2 separate regions of the Homo sapiens genome follow, and region 2 is linked to region 1. Evidence: chromatin loops called from intact Hi-C (ENCODE). Cell type or tissue: mucosa of descending colon. All regions are shown on one strand. Links, peaks and the distances in the headings refer to the core of each region. The heading gives the core; the rest is flanking DNA. Region 1 overlaps PLXNA2 (plexin A2). Region 2 holds the start of LOC105372884 (a long non-coding RNA gene).

What was found. Hi-C counts contacts between places; a loop is a spot of excess contacts. Peaks named below come from ENCODE experiments on the same cell type or tissue, not always from the same donor. Only the 100,000 strongest peaks of a DNase experiment are listed, where the experiment ranks them.
Region 2: it touches region 1 in a loop (2.3-fold over the local background); 5 of 110 quality-filtered maps call a loop at or near these places.

What each region holds. Positions count from the first base shown.
Region 1 is chr1:208,149,392-208,159,602 of GRCh38, forward strand. All of the region lies in intron 3 of PLXNA2 (plexin A2), which reads right to left. Among named protein-coding and RNA genes, the nearest start is that of PLXNA2, 90 kb to the right of the region's middle. RefSeq lists an enhancer at 10,002-10,211. In mucosa of descending colon, for the core only: no CTCF peak of the experiment used is centred there; DNase peaks (open chromatin) are centred at 4,840 and 5,430.
Region 2 is chr1:208,197,983-208,208,193 of GRCh38, forward strand. The region is part of intron 3 of PLXNA2 (plexin A2); the gene reads right to left. It overlaps LOC105372884 (a long non-coding RNA gene), which reads left to right and starts at 8,808. Exons shown (of 5, transcript XR_001738428.3): 1 at 8,808-10,211. RefSeq lists an enhancer at 24-529 and a silencer at 3,342-3,636. In mucosa of descending colon, for the core only: no CTCF peak of the experiment used is centred there; DNase peaks (open chromatin) are centred at 3,366, 5,279 and 5,601.

The DNA.
Region 1 (10,211 bases), core at 1,066-9,065:
GTCTGTTGTGTGTATGAATGTGGTGTATATGTGTTGTGAGTGTGTATGAGTATGGTATGTGTTGTATGTGGTGTATGTATGTATGGTGTGTGTAAGTCTGTTGTATGAGTATGGTGTATAGGCACTGTATGTGGTGTGTGTATGCAGTATGTGTGTATAAGTGTGGTGTGTGTATAAGTGTGGTGTGTGTATATTGTGTGTGTGTGTGTGTTCAGACCTTTAAGGAGGTGAAAGGTGGAGAGGGCCTGGTGCTGCTGAGGCTGACCCTGGGAGTGAGTTAATGAGAGTGTATCTGGAGTTGAGCATTTGGTGCTGCGAGAGAAGATTCAAGCTGAAGATTATTTTTGTAGAGCTTCATGACCCGAATTATTTATAGATTTAAGTCTTTGGTAAATTCTGTCTCTGAGACTCTTCCTCCCTCTATCCTGTACATACATTCACACACTCACATACACATACACACACACTCTCTCACATACGCATTCAACAGCAGCAACAGCAGCGGTGGCAGTCCAGGGTGCCTATTGCTGGCCCCGCCCTCTGAGCTGTGAAAACATTAACTAAGCTTGCAGAGTCAAAACTCAGCAGGCTGAGGCTCCCTGGAGGACAGCTAGGAGCCTGGCCCTAAATGCTTGGCTAATTGGACGGGGACGCAGGAGCCTGGAAAACTTGGCCCGTGGTTTGCACTGAGCTAGCAGAGGAGAGGAAGAAGGGAAACAGGGATAAGGGTCTCTCTTTTCCATGAAGGGGAAGGAGGTTGTTAAGATGTTCTAAGATTTGAGAATTTCTGCTGCTCCCACCCTTACACACACACGCACATGCACACACACACTGCTTCCAGCACTGGTCCCCAATGAGTTGTTGGTCAATCTTCGGTTAACACTGGAGATTGACATTTCCATGTACAATTATTTCTATTTCTGTCCATGTTAAGAGTCTGCCCTAGATATTCAACTAGGGGTGGGTGGAGCTAACAGCGGGGTGCATGGGGCTAGAGAGTCCTGGATTTCAGGGGGCCAGGCCATGGAGATCTTTCTCCTGGAATGTAGGGAGGAGTCCCCAGAGGACTCACTTGTTCTCTGGACTTTTGCATCTTGGGACAGTATGAGAATTAATAGCCTGGCTAGTAAGGATAGTAGCTGTAGTGACTATTTATTGAGCATTTACTATGAGTAAGGTCAGCGTTCAAGGGTTAGGGTGGGGAGATTGGCTGGTGAGGATCTCCGGAGACCAGTTTTCTGTTTCTAAATTGTGGCGTCTCTGCTCCCTCATCAGACAAGGGTGGATGAGGATGGCCAAGCCATCACTGGTCTATGCTGCTCGTAGAACTAAGAGGAGTGGCCCCTGCTCCATGCCTTCCTACAGTTAATGACAAACTACACTCACAAAGGCACCAAGCACCCCATCTCTGGGGCCTCTCCCTTTGCTACTCATGAGAGAATGACACAAAGAGCTAGAAGCAAAAAGAATCCAGACCTCTGGGTTCTACTCTTGGAGAATTTTGAACTCCAAGGGCCAGGACAAGAGCTTATGAGAGGTGAATTACACTGGGTGATTCAGGAACACGGGGCTCAGGCCTTAGTCCAACCCCACCTTTAAACACTGCTCCAGCTTTAGGCTTGGGCAGGTCAGGAGGCTGAGGGAACAAGACGAAGCTGCCAGGGGCGGAGGAAGCATTTGATTGTTCTGGGAAACAATAAGATAAACACAGTGGAGACAGCCGAAGCATTAAGCAGCCTCAGATGAAATCAAATCATGCAGAAGCAAAGCAATAATTCACATGGAGCACACAGAGTTGGGGGTGTGTAGCTGGAGGGGTGGTAGGAGGAATTAATACAGAATAACGAGGAACTTCTGCCAAATCTGAACCTTTGTTTACCCCAAGTTCTAGTAGTGTGGGCACTCGGAATCTCCATTCAAGGCACTGCACACAGGTTCCTTTCCTGGAGATGCCCTGGTTGTTTCAGGATAGAATTGAACCTCTTAGGCTTTTTGAACTGGAATGATTTAGAGCCACTCTTTCAGGTCTGTGGGGAGTGCAGGGCAGCCTTTCTCACCAAGCTCTGGAATAGGGTGTGGTGAGAACTGATGGAATTAGGCATATCGACAGGTTAACTACCTTGGAAATGCCTGTCTCACTCCTCAAAAGGGGGCAGGACAAGGAAACTAGCACTTCCTGGGACTGGATATACATGGTGCTTTCGAATAGCTTCTCTCTCTTTATAAGTTTAGTTCAACACATTTATTGAGCATCTATTCTATGTCAACCCGTGTGCAAAAATTCAGGGATATAAACATGAATACTCTTCAAAACTCTGAGGTAGGCATTCTCATTTTATAGAAAAAGACATGTTAAGTGTCTATTGCAGGATCACACAGCTAGAAAGTGGCAGAGTGAAACTCGAAGCTGAATCTGTCTGATTCCAAAGCCTGAACTCTTTTATTCTGCCTCCCTCCAGAGCCTACGCTTTCTCTAAGTTAAACAGGAGGACAATGCCTACATTAGGACTAAAAACTACATTTAAAAAGCACTGGGTGCCTCTGGAGATAAGTCCTGGGGAACAAAATAGATCATATAGCTGTCTCCTCCACTGTGACAAAGAAGGCCACCTGCAGTCTGGAGAAAGGAGCAAAGGATGGGGTGTTTAAGAGGGTTATTACTCTCTTTAATTAATTCATTCTTTTCTTTTCTATGGCCTGAGATTGCCCTGCATTTTATAATCTGGAACAGTAATCTTTGCTTTCATTAACACTGAGGATGGCATTTCCAGCTGTAGGGATGGGAAGGGAGGTCGAGAGCGCTAAGCACCATTATCTGACACTGGACTTGTGCCTAAATGCAGGAGACTCCCAGAGATTTTAAAAGAAGTCATTAAAAACACACACACACGTGGCATGTGCCCACCATGGTGCAGAAAAGCCATGGTAACCGAGAGAAATGGAGCCTACAACCATGCCATCGAATCTCTCTTCCCATTGCTAGTGCGCTGGGGCTGAGTCTTTATTGCCTCTTATCTGGGCTACTGCAATAACCTGAGAAATCTCCCTGCCTCCAGCATATTCTTGTTCTAATCTATTCTACCAAACACTGCCAGATTAATCTTCTTAAAACACTTGTTCGATCCTGCCTTTTCTGTATGCAAAATCCTTAAATTTCAGGTGTTGGTAATTTTCTTTCTCTTGCTTAACTCAGTCTCCTAATTTTTTTATGATGAACATACACTACTTTTGGAATAATGAAAAAAGTAAATCATGGCATGTATTCATGCATACACATACACACACACACACGCACACACACACACACACACACACACACACACACACCACCTTCAATTGTCCCCTTTAATAATTTAGAAGAGTTCATACTCCTCAGTTTGTCATTCAGGAGTCTAGCTAACATGGCCTTCTCACCATTTTCCAATTGCATCCCCAGCTTTTTCGTCTTCACGCCTTTGCTTGACAATTTATTCTACCTCCTAGATCCTAACCATCCTTCAAGGCCTTATCCAAATGCTACCTACTCCACGAAGCCTGCACCAATCTTTCCTTGGAACTCCCATAGCACCTAGAATGTCTCTTGGCACAGTTACTTGTAAACATATGCAGTCATCTTTCCTAAGATATTCAGGCTCCTGGAGAAGAAACCATGCTTTGTACAGCTTCGTATGCCTTACTACACTTGGTACTGCCCTGCACACAGTAGGCTCTCAGTAACACAGGCTGATGGCATGAAGGAATCCCTGTTGCTGAGACTGGGCAGGAGTAGAACTTTACTCATGGCTCACATTGACTGAACTCCTATTATTGTTTGATGTCATGCTAAAGGCTTTATGCACATTTTCTCATTTAATCCTCACAACAACCTAATGGGGTAGGCGCTACTATTATCCCTAAGGCTGAGATGAGGAAACGGAGGCATAGTAGGGTGAGGTAACTTCCCCAAGGTCACAAAGCTGGTAGGCAAAAGAGCCAGGATCTGAACTCTCTTGGGTCTTCATTTCTCTAGGCCTCTGTTTTTCCATCACTAGAGAAAAATGAGTAGAGAAAGAGGGAATCTTGTTCCATGCCATCCCAACCACCCGGAATCTTCTGGAACCTGGCGTGTAAACACCTATCCACATTTGTTTCTGTCGAAATGATCTTTTCTGGCTCCCCAGTGGGCTGGTGAGAGCTCTTAGGAGGAAAGTAGTATAAACACTCAAGGTACTGCTATGAAAAGGACTCCAGGACCACTAAGCGGAAAGCCTGCTGGCTCAGACAGGTGGAAAGCAAGAATTGAGGTTACGAAGATGAGGTCAGAGTTGGGGTCTGAGGAACAGGGTAAGAGGAGAAGGGAGGGAAGGGAAGTCAAGCCAGAAAGCCTCCATCCCTTGCAGTCCCCGGCAGCCAGCCCAGGGGTACCCTGTGTGCTCTGGTCTGCCTGACTGCTTGGCAGAGCCCAAGGGCAGAACAGACAGCTGGGGGAGGGTCTACCTCTTTTAAAAGATTCTGTTTGAATAGCTGTCATCTTCACACCTTTTCCCATCTCCCCTCCCAGGAGAGGGGCTTTAATAATGAGCTGCTTCATGAAAACAGGCCCCTAATTAATTCATTGCTATTCTTCTGGGGCCAGATCATTCTAATCAAGGTGGGGTGGGGGTGGGGTGGTGAGTAAGGATTGTCTCGATCTGCTTGTTCTTCCATGGACTCTCTTTGCTCCCTGCCATCACTGCTCCAAGACCCTCCCCGGTCACCTTGTTCTCTTTGGCTGGACACCTGCTTGTCCTCAATGCCCACCCCCTTTTTGTGCTAACGCCCCACAGCTGCTGGGCAGAGTGCCAGCGTGAAGACTCTGCTGGTGCTGGGTACAGTACAGCAGGTGCCCGGATCTCACCGCAGAGTGGGAGGAAGAGAAGCAGGGCTTGGCCCTGTGAGGAAGGAACTTTGTCCTGCCTTTTCTCTGAGCATTCTCAGAATATCCAGTGGGCTCAACGGTAGGCAAAGTGCAGCCTCTATTCTTCTCCTTAGGACTCCCCAAGTCCTCCTGGCCCCTGAGAAGTTGGCACTACCTAGGATTCATGTGCTGTTGGGCCTGGACAGCCACATCATCGCACCCAAAAAGTGGCAGTGGCTGCAGAGGATGTGCATGGATGACCAAGGACTAAGACCAAGGGAGCTACACTAGGGCCAACTCAAAACAAAAATAACTTTAAAAAAATTCTCCCCTCTCCAAGTCAGATCACAGCAAGAGACGATGGAAGTGAGAGATTGTACAAGTCTCGCCTTGGGCAGTCTCTTCATAGATTTTTTTTGATTTCCTTTCTAGATCTTCCAAGCTCTGCATTTCCATCTTCCCTTCCAATAGACATTGATTGTCCAGCGAAGGCTGATGTCTAGCTCACTGGGGTGGAGGCCACGCAGGGGCACTCAGCCAAGGGAGTTAATTCTCACTTTCCTCATCTACAAAACTGGTAACACAACATGCCAGCATGACAAGGCAGCGGCGGGAACAAATGAGATAAGGAATGTGAAAGCATTTGGGAAACTGGAAAGGAAAGCATGAAAGAGGGATTTTGGATTGATTTATCTCTGATTCATAGACTTGGGTGGGACCAGACTGAGGAGGAAAATTGGGCTGGGAGGAAATTCTTCAGGGGGACATGGGGGAAATTAGTACCTCCTCCTCTGTCCTTTCCAAGGGAGCAGGACTGCGGGGAGGAGGAGCGGGAGGCAGCAGAGGGTTAGCAGGTGCATGGAGCGCGAACCCCTTGCATAGTGGCCGTTCCAGCCTGCTTTTGAAGGCAGCCTCTCTCAGAGCAAGGAGGAGTCGTTTGACTAGGGTCTCCACAGGACCGGTGCTGGGGACACAGAGGGCCGCAGTCACTGGGCCGAAGGGATGGCAGCCTTCTGTCTCAGACCCTTTTCACTTTGTGAAATAGAGAAAAGCAAGGGGGAGGCTCCAGTCCTTCACCCACAGAGAGAAGGCAGCTCGGGGCAAACCTACCCACTGCTAATATGCTCCTTAAAAAGTGCTGAAAGGAGCTATAGCCTGGCTTTTGTGTAAAGTACTAAAGCATCCCTCATTCTGCCCCTCCCACACCCCCACTCTTCTAGGATTTTTTTCTCTTAAAAGAGTGCTCCACCTCTCCAGGGACTGGAGTCATTAACTGAACAGCACTTTGCCTCTCATAGCTTTTGACAATTTGGCAGTAAGTTGGAAAGTACCAGAGAAACTGCAAAGAAGCGGAGGTGAGGATGGGGAGGGCAGGACCAAGGGGATGTGCCTGGAGGACCCGCCTGGGGCCTACCTGACTCCTGGCCCAACACCCGGCTGCACTGGACTTGTCCCACCCTCCCTGCCCAGCTCTGGCTCATGGGATGCTGAGCTCTGGCTCATGGGATGCTGGGCTCCAGCTGTCACAGGGGTGTGGTGGGGTGTGCAGGGGAGCATCACATGGCTTCCCATCTTCACCCCCTCTTGCTATAGCCTGGAGGCTGCCTGGGTCTGGCTGACAACCAATCTGGACAAAGGGATCCCTCCAGGAAATGTGGGAGTTAATGCCCTTCATTCTGCCTGACACCAGGACCTCCCCATGAAGCGCAGTGAAGGAGTACCTGAGGCTTAAGGAAAGGAGAGCCTATGTGGCTGGTGAGGGAGGATGGCCTAAATAATGACCCTGGGGCAGCAAAATCCAAGTCCTGGGCATTTCCTAAGTGGGGAAAGCAGGGTGAAAGAAAGGAGGGTTATGGATTTCCCAGTCAAGTTGTGATATAAACAGATCAAAGGGAGAGGTTTCTCGGGTTCCTGAGATGACCTATGTTGGAATATTTCCAGTTCAGCTTTAGACATCCTGACTATTAGGAAGCGAACGGCTTTGGGGGCATTCATCGAAAGAAGTAATGAGTCTTCAGCTTCCCTGGAGTGGATCGGAAGACTCTTGCTCCTCTCACCCCACTAGGAACTCATCCCTATTTAACAATCCTAGAATGTGAGCATAGCTATACTATTGAGCACATGCTACGAATTGGACATGACGCCAGGCATCTTATGTAAATGATTTACATGCAAATCATTTACAAAACCCATTTCACTGATGAAACCCAAAACCCATTTCACTGATGAAGAAACTGAGGCTCAGAGAGGTTAAGTGACTGCCTTAGGCCACACAGCCAGCCAGTAGTAGAAAGGCATGCAAACGAGTCAGTTTGATTATAAAATCTTTTATTAATCCATTTACTTCCCTAAAATACACTCACCTTTGTCTTGTGTATAATGTTAACATCTTACTGTCTGTCATTTTAATGCTCTTATTCTGCTGTCTGAGCCTCATCTAAGTGCCAACATAAATTATAAATTCCCAGATGTAGAAGTTGAATCTATATAGTTCATTTTATTCAACTTTTAGCAGAGTGCCAAGCATGACAGGGTGCTTAAAAATTGCATTCTATACTTGAATCAAGTGAGAGCTCCAGAAAGCCGTAAACTTGGACCACAAAAGCCAAACCAGCAAGCTTCCTTTTCCCTCACAGCCTCATATACTTATTTTTCAGCATTTGTTACTCCATAAGAATAACACATCGAATGCTGCTTGTTGCATGGAAGTCACAGCCTTGGCACTTTGTCAGGAGCTAATACAAGAAATTGCCATATAAAAGAAGCATCTGATTTGGATGTCAAACTCTTGTCCTGGTGTCTGTACAGGTCTCACATGATAAATAATTTACAGAATGTAATGTCTGGGAAATGTCCTGAAAAGTAGGGACACTGCCTTCTCTCAAAGTGTAAAGATTTCTTGCTCATTTCATTTCCCTTTATGACTTGGCTGCTGGGACACTCAGGCCAAATCTCATGCTGGATCCTGGTGCCTATGTTGACCTTCTTGGTAACATATGTGTTTCTACTCCCTTTATGGCTTGGCTTTTCTAGTTCTAAGACAGTTATCATTCCATGTTGGCCAAATCTTTTATTGTAAGTCATCTTAATTCCTTCTTTGGAAAGAAGTGAGATATGAATACACACAAATAATTATGCTCAGGTCTTTTCTTTGTACCCTATGAATCTGTACCTGTTGTACATTGCCTCAAAATATTCTCAGGTCTTTTTACTCTGTGCTTATATCATTTGCCTCTTTAAGGAAGAGTTGGCCAGTGGATGTTTCTGAGTGAGGGTCTGGGCTACTCTCAGGATGTTGTAAGTGAGGGGCTGGATGACAGGGGTGAGGTGGGGAGATACCACTCAAAATGGAAAGCCAGTGGTTGATTTGTATTCCACTGCACTAATAAAAATTCATAGACTCCTGGGAAGAGTAGCTGTGTAAGGTTCCGGGTTCAAGTTCTGGGTATTTGAGAACAGTGTGCTTGTAAGGAGAGCCACGGGGGTGGAGGAGAAACTCCTATGGGTCTGGCCCATAATAAAGCTCTGTAATTATTTGTAAAATGGAAGAATGAATGAATAAATTAATGAATGAATGCTTTTCTGGCCAAGAGATTCTTCTCATAGGAGAGAAGGCAAGACTGTTTGGCAGAAAGCCCCATCTTCAGGCCACAGAGGAGACTCAAGATCACTAGGAGCCCAGCGGAGTCCAAGCTTTCCACACCATCCTTGTCCCCAGCCAGGCCAAAGCATTCCTCACTGGCACCGTGTGCTGTGAAACCAGGCCAGTGTGCTGGACACCAGGGGAAAGAGAGTGGGAAGTGGGAAAGAAGGAAGGTAGGAAGGAGGGAGGACAGAAGCCTAGGTACAGCTTCTGATGCCTTTCTCTTCTTCCCCGTTGAAAGAGACAGTCACATAAATACTAGTCCACAGTGAGTGTGGGGAGAGAAATGGTGGTCTCTAAACCTGTGTCCCTCTGTCTGTTTTTACTCAAAATCTCCTCTTAACACCCACCTGCGTCTCTCTTTCTCCTTCCCTTCCTTGTCTCTCTCCCATCAATCCCCAGATCTCTCCATATACATTGTTTCTTTCTCTGTGCTGTCTCTACTTCTTTCTCCCTGTGTCTGTCTCCTCTCTCATACATACACATGACCTCTCCAAGATTCCCAAAAGAGAAGCTCCTCAGAGACCTGCATTTCCCCCTGTCTGCCCCAGACTCCAGAGGCAGTTAAGGGCAGAAGACACCAGCCCCAGAGCATGGGGGCTCTACCACCTCCCAAACTGACCTGTGCCCAAACCTGGACTTTCATTCTAATCCCAGTGGCCTTGCCGACATCAGTTGGACTAATTTTTTCCTGTAATTAAAAGGAACACCCCCCAACTCCATCTCTAATCCCACATAATTAGCTCTCTGATTGCCAGTGCTGGGCAGGAAACCTCCTGTTTGGAGAGGGATTTTGGACAGAAAGATTAGGCAAACACTATGCAGGAAGCTGCGCTGGGAAAACAGGCTGTTCTCAAAGTTTGTTGTTAAAAGAGATTTGTGGTGGGCAAAAGGGCCTGATTCCCTACAGGTGGTCTGAGCTGCCTCTGACCCTGTCGGGTTCTCCAACAAATGGGTCGCTTTTCTTGGCTTTCAAGATCCTCCCTGTGGTGGAGCCCTGCAGTGGGCTCTATCTCCAGCACATGGGGCAAGGAGTATTCCCAGGAAGCACATTCCTTCCTGCTCCCAGGGAGGACTGTGCTTCTCTGCATGGGAGAGGGAGGGAGAGCCGCATAGGCATCTACCCCCACAGGCTAGCTGGGCGATGGTCAAAGGTTACTGAAATATGGCAGGTGACAACAAAACCACCATGACTCCAATCAACCTAGGGAGTGGGAGAAATGCCAGGAAAATGGGGAAACCCCTTCCCTAGAGGCTCTGGGGAGGGCTCCTCAGAGCTGGGCATTGATTCTCCCAGCCAATGTTGTCCTTTGTCCATCTAACAGGCACTGCATTATCATCTGCTAGGCTGAGGGTATGCTGAAGGTAATGACATTTTGTTTGTTTCTATCACCTAATTTTTCTTTTTTGATCTTCATGATCATCCTGTGGGGGGAAGTACCTTCCCATAGAAGAGGAACTGAGTCCTGGTGAAAGCACACAACTCCCTCAAAATCACCAAGCAAACAGCTGGGGAGCCTATGCTAAAGTACCAGGCTCCAGGAAGACGGCTGCCCCTGCTCTTTGCACAATCCCACGTCCTCCAGCTCGTGCTCTTTCTGTCTTGAGAGTCTGGGCATTTAGGATGTTGGAGTCAGAGGAGACTGGGGACACCAGCCATCCAAGGGGATTTAGGACTCTGACAGCCAAGGG
Region 2 (10,211 bases), core at 877-8,876, 48 kb after region 1:
GCAGAGTTCCAAGGATGCCATTTTCTATCAAGAAAAAGACACGCCACATCGGAGTGCTTAGCTCAGGGCCCTATTAATAGCAATCCTAATTATATGGCTGCAAATTTAATTCATAGCAATGATTAGTGTCAGAATCAAAGGCATCAGGCATCAATATTGATGGAATTGCATAAGCCCCATAAACAGAGAACAAGCATTTGGGCCCATCCCCCCAGCAGTGGTCGGCTGTTAACTATTGCCTTAATGTCTCTTCCAATTTTGCCAGATCAAAATGACTCCATTTCTCAGTGTGCTCCTCCTCCCCACTGAAACCTTTGCCTGGCCAGCTCTGAATGGGTATGACTGGCACACAAAAGATCCCAGACAATGTCTTTGAAGAAGAGCCCGGGGGCTCCGAGGGATGCATGGGTGATGGGCCCTGGCCCCACGCTTTACCCAGCAGCTTTTGGCCTTGTCAGCAACACTCCTTTGTCTCTCCTTCAGAAAGCTCACAGCAAACAATGATGCCTGGAGAAAGGGGAGTCAGCTGGGGACTGTGTGTGGCACAAAAGGCTGCCACCCCGCGCATTGTGACCCAGGCCGAGAGGGATGGGAAGGTGGAGGAGGAGGCCTGAGGAGAGGGACACAAGGAAGACAGCGTGTGCCGAGGTGACAGCTGCCATGTCCCGAGTTTCCAGGGCACCTTCACTCAAAAGGGTGCAAAGAGGTAGCCCTTCCCCTCTTCTCTCGTGCATCTTCTTGCAGCTCTCCATCAGGCAAGTGGTAGTCTACACGTGGACATATGGAAGCGTAGAGAAGTTCAATTGAATGCTAAAAAGCTAGTGGTTAAAAGCACAGGTCTGGAGTCAGAGAGCTCTGGATTCAAATCCCAGCTCTCCAATTAGTAGCATTGAGACTCTGCCAAGTTACTTAGTTTTGTTGAGCCTCAGCTTGTTATATGTAAAATGGAAACAAGACTAATGATTTTTACAATTTGCAAGGGTTGATGAGGCTTAACTGAAACAAAACAAAACACTTAGCCCAGGGCTTAGCATATAGTAAGTGCTGAATTTATAGTGGATCTTTTAGGCCTATCCCCATTCAAAAATGTGGCATTCCTAGAGAGAAGACTAACGTGTAAGACTTGAGGGTCCCAATTCAGTGTTCTTCTGATTTGTCAGAACTTCTTAGCCCTGAGGCCAGAAGTGAAGTAGGCCTCCCTGCTGGGCAGGTTCTGGTAAGATCCCTGAGATGTGTGGACTGAGGGCTCAGGGATCCTGGTCACCCTAGATCAAGGTTGTATGGTCAGGCCTGGTACAAGAAGCTCAGCTGGATTCTTGCTCCAGGGAAAAAAATCCCTAGATCAATTTTAAGTTCGGCATAGGAAATGCCTGCATGCTAGAGAGGCCGAGGTCAGTCTGATGTTTTGTGCAGAAAGAATGTTCTTTAGGCCGGGCGCAGTGGCTCACGCCTGTAATCCCAGCACTTTGGGGGGCCAAGGTGGGTGGATCACAAGGTCAGGAGATCGAGACCATCCTGGCCAACATGTTGAAACCCCGTCTCTACTAAAAATACAAAAATTAACTGGGCGTGGTGGCATGAGCCTGTAATCCCAGCTACTTGGGAAGCTGAGGCAGGAGAATCGCTTGAACTAGGGAGTTGGAGGTTGCAGTGAGCTGAGATCACGCCACTGCACTCCAGCCTGGTGACAAAGTGAGACTCTGTCTCAAAAAAAAAAAGAAAAAAAAAAGTCCTTTAAAATGATATAGGGAAGGGCCCCAAAATTGGAATTCAAAAACCTGGGTTCCAGTCTTGCCTCCGTGGGTAAGAACCTGGGTGAGTTTCAGCAGATCACTCCACCTTTCTAGGCCTCAGCTAACTCATTCATAAAATAGAACAATACGCATCTTACTTGTCCAAAGTCAGTAGACCAGATCAGTTTTCTGAGGTCCCCTCCAGCTACTAAATCTATGATACACATTTAAGGGAACACTCTTGATCTTGCTTGATAGCGTCAATCTTATCCCCTGGGGGCCTTAACCCCAATTCCCCAGCCTCTTCCCCTCAATTGTCAAGCGTGGGAATTCCAGATTTGTTATTAAAGCCTGTTGATGCCATTTCTCCTTCCAGATTAGCTGGGGGACACTCAGCCTTTGCCATAGAAACCATAACACAGGGTAGGATGGGGATGGCTGATTGGGACAACCCAACGGCACCAGCTCCTGAACTTCTTTCCCACCTTGGAGCCTAGAAACCTTTCTGGAGGCTGAGGCCAGGAGAAGAATAGAACCACAGGAAGAGACTCAGAAGGCCAGAGCTCCAGATTCATTTTCACCACATTCATCTCCATGTATTTCCTGCCTCCCTGGACAGAGAGGCACATGCTAGCAAGAAGGAAAGAGACATTAAAGTAGCCATAAGCTCTTAGCTTGATCATCTTGGGCTACACAAGTGACTTAGGTATATGCTGGGCCCATCTCCACCCTGAAGTATTTGTCGTTCTGGTTCCAATTTCCACATCTTCCCTTGATTTACAACTTGACCCCAAGTAAGTCCATAATCTCTGAATTTCAGAATCACCATCTGCAACAGAGCAGTGAAATATCCCAATCCTTCTTTTTTTTTTTTTTTTTTTTTTTCTTTTTTTGGAGACAGAGTCTTGCTCTGTCGCCTAGGCTGGTGTGCAGTGGTACAATCTTGGCTCCCTGCAACCTCCGCCTCCCGGCTTCAAGCGATTCTCCTGCCTCCTGCCTCAGCCTCCTTAGTAGCTGGGATTGCAGGCATCCGCCACCAGGCCCAGCTAATTTTTTTTTTTTGTATTTTTAGTAGAGACGGAGTTTCGCCATGTTGGCCAGGCTGGTCTTGAACTCTTGACCTCAGGCAATCTGCCTGCCTCGGCCTCCCAAAGTGCTGGGATTACAGGCGTGAACAACCGCGCCTGGCCTCCAATCCTTCTTGATCATCTGAAAATTATATGGGACTAATGAACTAATAGAATCAAAGAGAATTTGGGACTGTGGCAGAAAAACATGGTAATAGTACAGGAGTGGTAGTAGTAATACTAGTAGGAGGAGTCACTCTAGCAGCAACAGAGGTGGTAGGCAGCAATGACTGCCATTTATTAAGCATCTCCTATGTCAAGATCTGTGTTAGACATTATATATCCTCCATGTCTGATACGCATAGCAATCTTGCCAGGCAGGCATGGGTGGTCCAGATGAATAAACTGAGGTCCCCTCAGATCACATAATTCATCGAAGGCAGAGTTGTGCAGCACAGGATACTGTGGTTGGTGTGGAGACATGCAAAGGGGGAGAATGGGCCTGTTTTAGTTAATTCTGCGAAGCTACAACAGGGCAACTGACACTTCCTTCAGCCCCACCCTGGGGAGGGGGTCAGTACATATTGTTTGGTGATATGAGACTGGGAAACCTCTCACTGGTGACTAATGCAACTGGATGCCAAAGTCCAGCAGGATTAGATTAGTTCGGCTCAGCTGGTCCCGTCTTCTAAGTATTTTTTTCCCATGACTCAGGGCTGGGAGTAGGGGACAGGATTCTCTTCCTCCGTCTGACCTTGCAAACATGTCACTGAAAAGGAGCCTGATCTGACAGCATCACTACCCCAGGGAGCCAGGGAAGAAGTGGGGTTTTGGGGAAGCCTCAAAGATATCAGTAATAATAGAAAGCACTTGCATGCCAAGCACCATATTAAGCACTTTTTACACATGATTTTATTTAATCCTTACAACAAATATGCAAAGTGCTTATTACTACCCCACTCCACAGGAAAAAAAAAATCGAAGTTCACAAGTTAAGTCACAATTGTAGTAATATTTAAATGCACATATGCCCATGTGCCCAAGCTCTGCACTCCATCCCTTCCATGAATTATTTCTTTATGATCTATTTTTTCCTTAGCACTTATCACCCACTAAACATAATATATATTGTGATTACTTACTTTGTTTGTCTGACTTCCCACATTCAGATAATTTCCATCAGGGCAAGAATTTTTTTTTTTTTTTTTCTTTTTGAGATGGAGTCTCTCTGTGTCCCCCAGCTTGGAATGCAGTGGTGCAATCTCAGCTCACTGCAACCTCTGCCTCCTAGGTTCAAGCAATTCCCCCACCTTGGCCTCCTGAGTAGCTGGGATTACAGGCACAATGCCGCCATGCCCGGCTAATTTTTGTATTTTTAGTAGAGATGGGGTTTCATCATGTTGGCCAGGCTGGTCTCGAACTCCTGACCTCAGGTGATCAGCCCGCCTCGGCCTCCTAAAGTGCTGGGATTACAGGTGTGAGCCACCATACCTGGCCAGGGCAGCCATTTTTGACAGTTTTATTTTCTACTGCTTTATACCAAGCTCCTGGCACACAGTACATATTCAATAAATATCAGTTCAATAATGAATTATGTCATTTAATCCTTACTGTAATCTTATGATGCCGGTACCAGAACTGTCCTCATTTTACATTGAGGAAATTAAAGCTCAGAGGTCACACAGCTAGTAGGATGGAGTCAGGACTGGATCTCTCCAAAGCCCCTATACTCTTTGTTATGCAAATTGGTCCCTACCCGAAGGCAGGAGAGTGGACCAGGTGGTCTTTGTAAGTCCCTTCCGACTCAGAGATCCAGGTCCATGTACAAAATCCACAGACAGGCAAGGCTTAATGGTGTAAAAGGGTCTGTATTTTCCTAAAGATAAGACCTCTGTAAACACCAGCACCTTGGCCTCTTGAAAATTTTGCATAGCCTATTTAGGTCACCTGTATTCTGTGAGCTTGAATCATTACGCCCATCCCACCCATCCATAAAACACAGTTCTCTGTGTTTCACCTGCTTGGCAATAAAGCCCCGAGCTGCAGGAGCTCAACCTTAAGACTGCAAAACAGCCAGCTGAATACACAGCCTGAGGCCTCATACAAGAATTGTCCAAGATTGAAGTATATTAGAAACTACACAAAAAGTACAAAAAATAAATGAGTCTTTAGTTTCTCCCCTTTCAGAATGACTCTGGGAGATCAGGACCTCCTTCCCTGGGGTCTGCTGGGGATCTGGACAGAGCCGACATCTCCTGTCTACACCTGCCATGGTCAAGCAAGGAGATGTGCTGGCCAGAGTGTGTGTGTCAAGACGGGTGGGAGTGGGACATTCTGTAAATATGCCCCTTTCTTGTGCCAACCAAATGCAGCCTTTCCCAGCTTTCAGAAGACCAGTTCTGGGGACCCAAGAGGCCTATAGAACAACAAAACAAACAGCGAGCTTGGCGGCGGGAGCCCGGGCAGGGAGCCAAACTCATTACTAGGGATGTGGTGGTGAGCTCCCTGAACCACCACCCCACCCCTTCCATGCAGGCTCTGGGGAAGGGGAGAGGGTCTCTACTCCCCACCACCCCAGTGTCCAGCATTGCTGAGACGCCTGGGCGAGTTAGGGTATCAGATGGGCGGTCTCAGGTCCCAGGAGAGCCACTAAGTCTCTTAGATGTGGACCTGCAGCTCCGGCTGTTTACTCAATCAAGGGTTCATACTGAGAGACAAGTGAATCATTTCCACTCAGAGGAATGAGTGGCTATTGTTTGGTGGGGCTGGCACAGAGAGAAAGGCATGTTTCTCAGCTTTTCATCCAACTTGGCCTTCCATCCGCCAAGGCAACTCCACCCCACGAGAGGAGCCAAGTAACAGGTTAGTGTGTTTGGGGAGAAAGTCTAAATGCCAATGTCAATATTGGCATTGGAGGGTGGGGGTGAGCATATAACCTTGGGCAAGACATTTAGTATAGCTACAGCTCAGTTTCCTACATCTGTAAAATGGGGTAAAGATGCAGGGGCGATCAGCACCCTCAGTTGAAGTATTTGAGGAAGATGAAAAGAACCACGGAAACGTATCTTGTAAACAGTCAGTGTTATCAAATAACTGAGTAATAACCCCAGGGCTGAGGAGAGTTAATACTTTGGTGCTCCTGATGGATTCTTTCCAATGCCTAAGCTGCTACTGCAAGAAGCTCACAGTTTTCCTGGCTTTGCTTAGTAAATCGTTTGTGCGATTACAAAGAGAAGAATAGAATTGGGACGTCAGGGCTTCCTGTGGGCTGGGGACTGGAGACCTTGGGTTGGTATGTCCCTTAGGGAAAGGCAGAAAGAATTTTCCTTTAAGAATTTCACAGGCATTTCAGCAGCCACCATTAGCTAATGGGAAAGAAGGTAGTGCCAGAATAGGCCGGGGCCCTCCCCAGAGCTTGGAAAGTCTCTGAGGATTTGCAAAAACATCCCAAGAGTCATACAGAGACTGGTGGGGGAAGCAGTGGTTCCCTGGGCATTCTTTCCTGCTTCCCCTGTTATACACAAGCCTGCATCTGATCCAGGTGAAGCAGATGGCTGTCTGTACTATTCTGGGGCCCTCCAGGCAACAGTGTAAATGCTGTCCCCTTCCTCCAGCCAACATTTCTGAGATTACCACCCCACCCTCTTCCAGATGTTGTTAACCAGAAAACAAACTCCTTTCCTGTTACCCACCAGAAGTTGTCCTGTTTCCTTGACTCCTCATGCCACTGCCACGCCAACCCTCCTCCTCCCCTCACTGACCTACCCAACACATCATACCTTCCTTCCTTCGCAACCAACCACATCAACAGGAGTCACCGTTGGTGTCTGATTCTATTTCAATTCGTACAAATAGATGTCTGGCATAGAATAGGCACCCAATACATTTGAGATCACTTTCATGAGCACCTAATGTGTATCTGGCAGTGGGGATGGCGTGATGAATGTGAAAAGGAAGGCCCCTGCCCTCAAAGATCTGTGAATCTCAAGGGAGGTAGACACCTTAACAGCTGCTCCCTTGCCAGATGCTGTGGGGTCTAGGAGGGTGCCATGCATAGTGGTTGAAGGGACAGAATAAAGGACATGTCACAATGCTTGAGCAGCAGAAGAGGTTTCTGGTGGGGATGGAAAAGAGAGCCAGCAGCATCTGCTGCTGTTTAAGGTCCCTGGGACTAAGAGGCTAGAGAGCCTCGGCAAAACACTACCCCCCAGCTTCTGTGAGGAGCCCTGCAGGGATGTGAAACCTGGGTTGAGGCGGCAGTTTAGCAGCTGCAAATGGAAGGAAGAAACCAAAGGAACTTCACCCTAACCCAAGATAGTCCTTCCTTCCATTGTCCTGGCATCTTTCACTTGCTCAGCTTGACTTCTTCCCTCTTTTGCCCCATGGCATGAGCTTGATTTGCCTCCTGTCTCCGCCCTGAAACCTGGAAAATCATGTAAAATGAGTTTCCAGTTCCTGTTGCCACTCTTCCTCCATCTCCATCTGCTTTGGTGTTTGCACTTAATCTCTATCATCTGGACTCCCACTGCCTATTCTTAACCAGGAGGGATGCTGTCATGAGGAACTGGACCCAGACCCCAGGATAACCTGCTTTTCCCTCCCCTACATCTGGCCCTAGGCCTGCCTGTCCTCATCATCCAGGCCATGCCTTGCCCTGTCTGTGCCAAGCCCCTCCTACCTGACCCTGAGGGGCTTTCTGCTACACTAAGGGCAGGCTCAAAACCAGCCTCATTCCAAAGCCCACACCCAGGGGACCTTGGTCTTCCCTTTTCTGCTCCTCTTCTCTGCCTCAGCCTGTCCTCCTTCATCGCACGCTTTGCTGACAGAGCCAGAGAAACAGTGGCAGTATCATTGAGAAGATCTGAGATTTGATGCAGGAATCCCCTTGACAGCACCCTGGTTGGTGACCATCCAGTCTCTGCTTGCATATTTCCACTGACTAGGACCTCATTCCTTCCTGGGTCAGCTCTCACCATCACGGGACAGTCTGGCTGTAAAAAACGTCTTCCTTATATGAAGGGGAAAGCTGCATTGCTGTAACGCCTACCCAGTGGCCCTGTTCTGCCCTCTGGGGCCACACTGAATAAGCCTAATTCATCTTCCATAGCTTAATGGATAAGCCAGCAGATTGTAAAACCAGGTAATCACATTTCAAGTCCTAGCTCTGCCATTTTATTTGCTGTGTGACTTTATTATTATTTTTTAACCTTTCTTGACCTCCATTTCCTCATCTTTAAAATGGAGGTGATAATAGCACCTACCTCATAGAGTTATATAAAGAGTAAATGAGTTAACAGATATAAAGCTCTTCAATAGCATGTGACACATAATAAGTGCTCAGTAAATTATGTTATGTAAAGACAGCTGTTCTATGTCCTGCTTTATTCACTTTTTCCCTTCACATAGCATGATTCCCACATCGATCCAGCTCTTGTTTATCTGGCACTTGAGTTTGCTTAACACCCTCTTGCGATGTTATCTCCAAGGTAAAGTGGAGTCACTGTGTCTCGTGACATAGAAGCTGTTCTTCTATTATCATGATGAAGACTAACTTTGTTGAAGCAATATATCACAGAGTTGGCTCATGTCAACCTCACGGTTCGCTAAAATCCCAAGATCCTTTTCACTTGATCTCCTTAGGGCTTAAAGCCTCACAGGGCTCTCCCTCCCCTCTTACCTGTCCAAGTCTTCTGAGCTTCTCTGAATGTTGGACCTTCATTGCATATGCTTTGTACCTTCTCAGTGTGGCACCCAAGGTCTAGAATGCCCTTCTCTCCCCCAACTCATCAGTTCATCAGTTCTTCTGTCTCATCTAGTCTATAAGCAGACCCTGGTAATCTTCCTTTTCAGTAAAGCTTTGCAGATTGATCACACTATAGTTGCTGTTTTGTTTGAATTCTTCCACCCTTATGGTGAATCTTTGCATGTCTTCTTATCACCTGCAATGCACTGACCCTTAGCTTATGCAGCATTGCACATATAGGTTTTTTTTTTTTTTTTTTTTTTGAGACAGACTCTTGCCCTGTCGCCCAGGCTAGTGGCGCGATCTGGGCTCACTGCAACCTCCACCTCCCAGGTTCAAGCAATTCTCCTGCCTCAGCCTCCTGAGTAGCTGGGATTACAGGTGCATGCCACCATGCCCTGCTGATTTTTGTATTTTTAGTACCGACAGGGTTTCACCATGTTGGTCAGGCTGGTCTCAAACTCTTGTTTTTGTTTTGCTTTGTTTTGTTTTGCTTTTGAGATGGAGTCTCACTCTGTTGCTCAGGCTGGAGTGCAGTAGCATGATCTTGGCTCACTGCAACCTCCACCTCCTGGGTTCAAGCGATTCTCCCACCTCAGCCTCCCAAGTGGCTGGGACTACAGGCATGTGCCACCACGCCTAGCTAATTTTTGTATTTTTAGTAGAGACGGGGTTTCACCATGTTGGCCGGGCTGGTCTTGAACTCCTGACCTCAGGTGATCCACCTGCCTCGGCCTCCCAAAGTGCTGGGATTATAGGCATGAGCCACCGTGCCCGGCCTCACATACAGGTTTTGGGGACTTAACCTTATTCTGTCTGTTCCTTCCACATGTTTGCAGCTCAGAAGGCAGTGGTCTTGTCTAGGGTGCTCTCTATGCATCTTGCAGAAAGCAGTGTATAAGCAGCTATGTGGACACAGCACATAAGAGCGCCCTGTGGTCCTATCACTTCTAGCAAGTCTCTGCTTCCTCTAAACTTACATACACAGGGACATCCTGTTCCTACAGACCACAGTAGATGAGGGCTGGACAGCCTGACAGACGCCGGGAGAAGTGAGTAGTTCTGACGCACCCGGCTTCCCTTCCCTTTCCAAACTCTTAGCTATTTTTTTTCTTTATTTTCCTTCCTGTGTTGAAAGAGCTATGGGGCCTGGACCATAGTAGGGTTTCCTGGGGACATTCCATAAATTCTTCATGGGTTATTTCTCTGGAGAGGGGTGGGAGCAAGTAAGCTGGTAGATGGGAGGCCAGCAGGGGCCTGGGTATGAATGTCAAGTACCTCAAAGCAGCGTGGGTGGGAAGGAAGGGTGAGCTGCACAGAGGAGGAAGGAGGGGTGTCATGAGCTCATAGAAACCGCCAAAGAAAGGCCAAGCAAAGAGTGAGAAGAAGCAGCCAAATCACAGGTCAGAACAAGCTGTGGGTAACCACGCCCCCAGCTTTGCCCTTGAACCTGCTGACTGGTCTCCACAGTAACTTGTCCGTCAGGGTTTCAATAAGGCCAGGAGAACTTGGCCAACTCAGGTGTGTGACTTGGATAGATGCCAAGCAGCCCCTAGTGTGTGCTGTGCACGATGCATGGAGATATGGGGAAAGTCAACTCAAGGTCCCTTTGTATCTGGTTGGGTCCCTTTTCCTTTATTCACTTCTCATCCATCCATCCATTCAGCA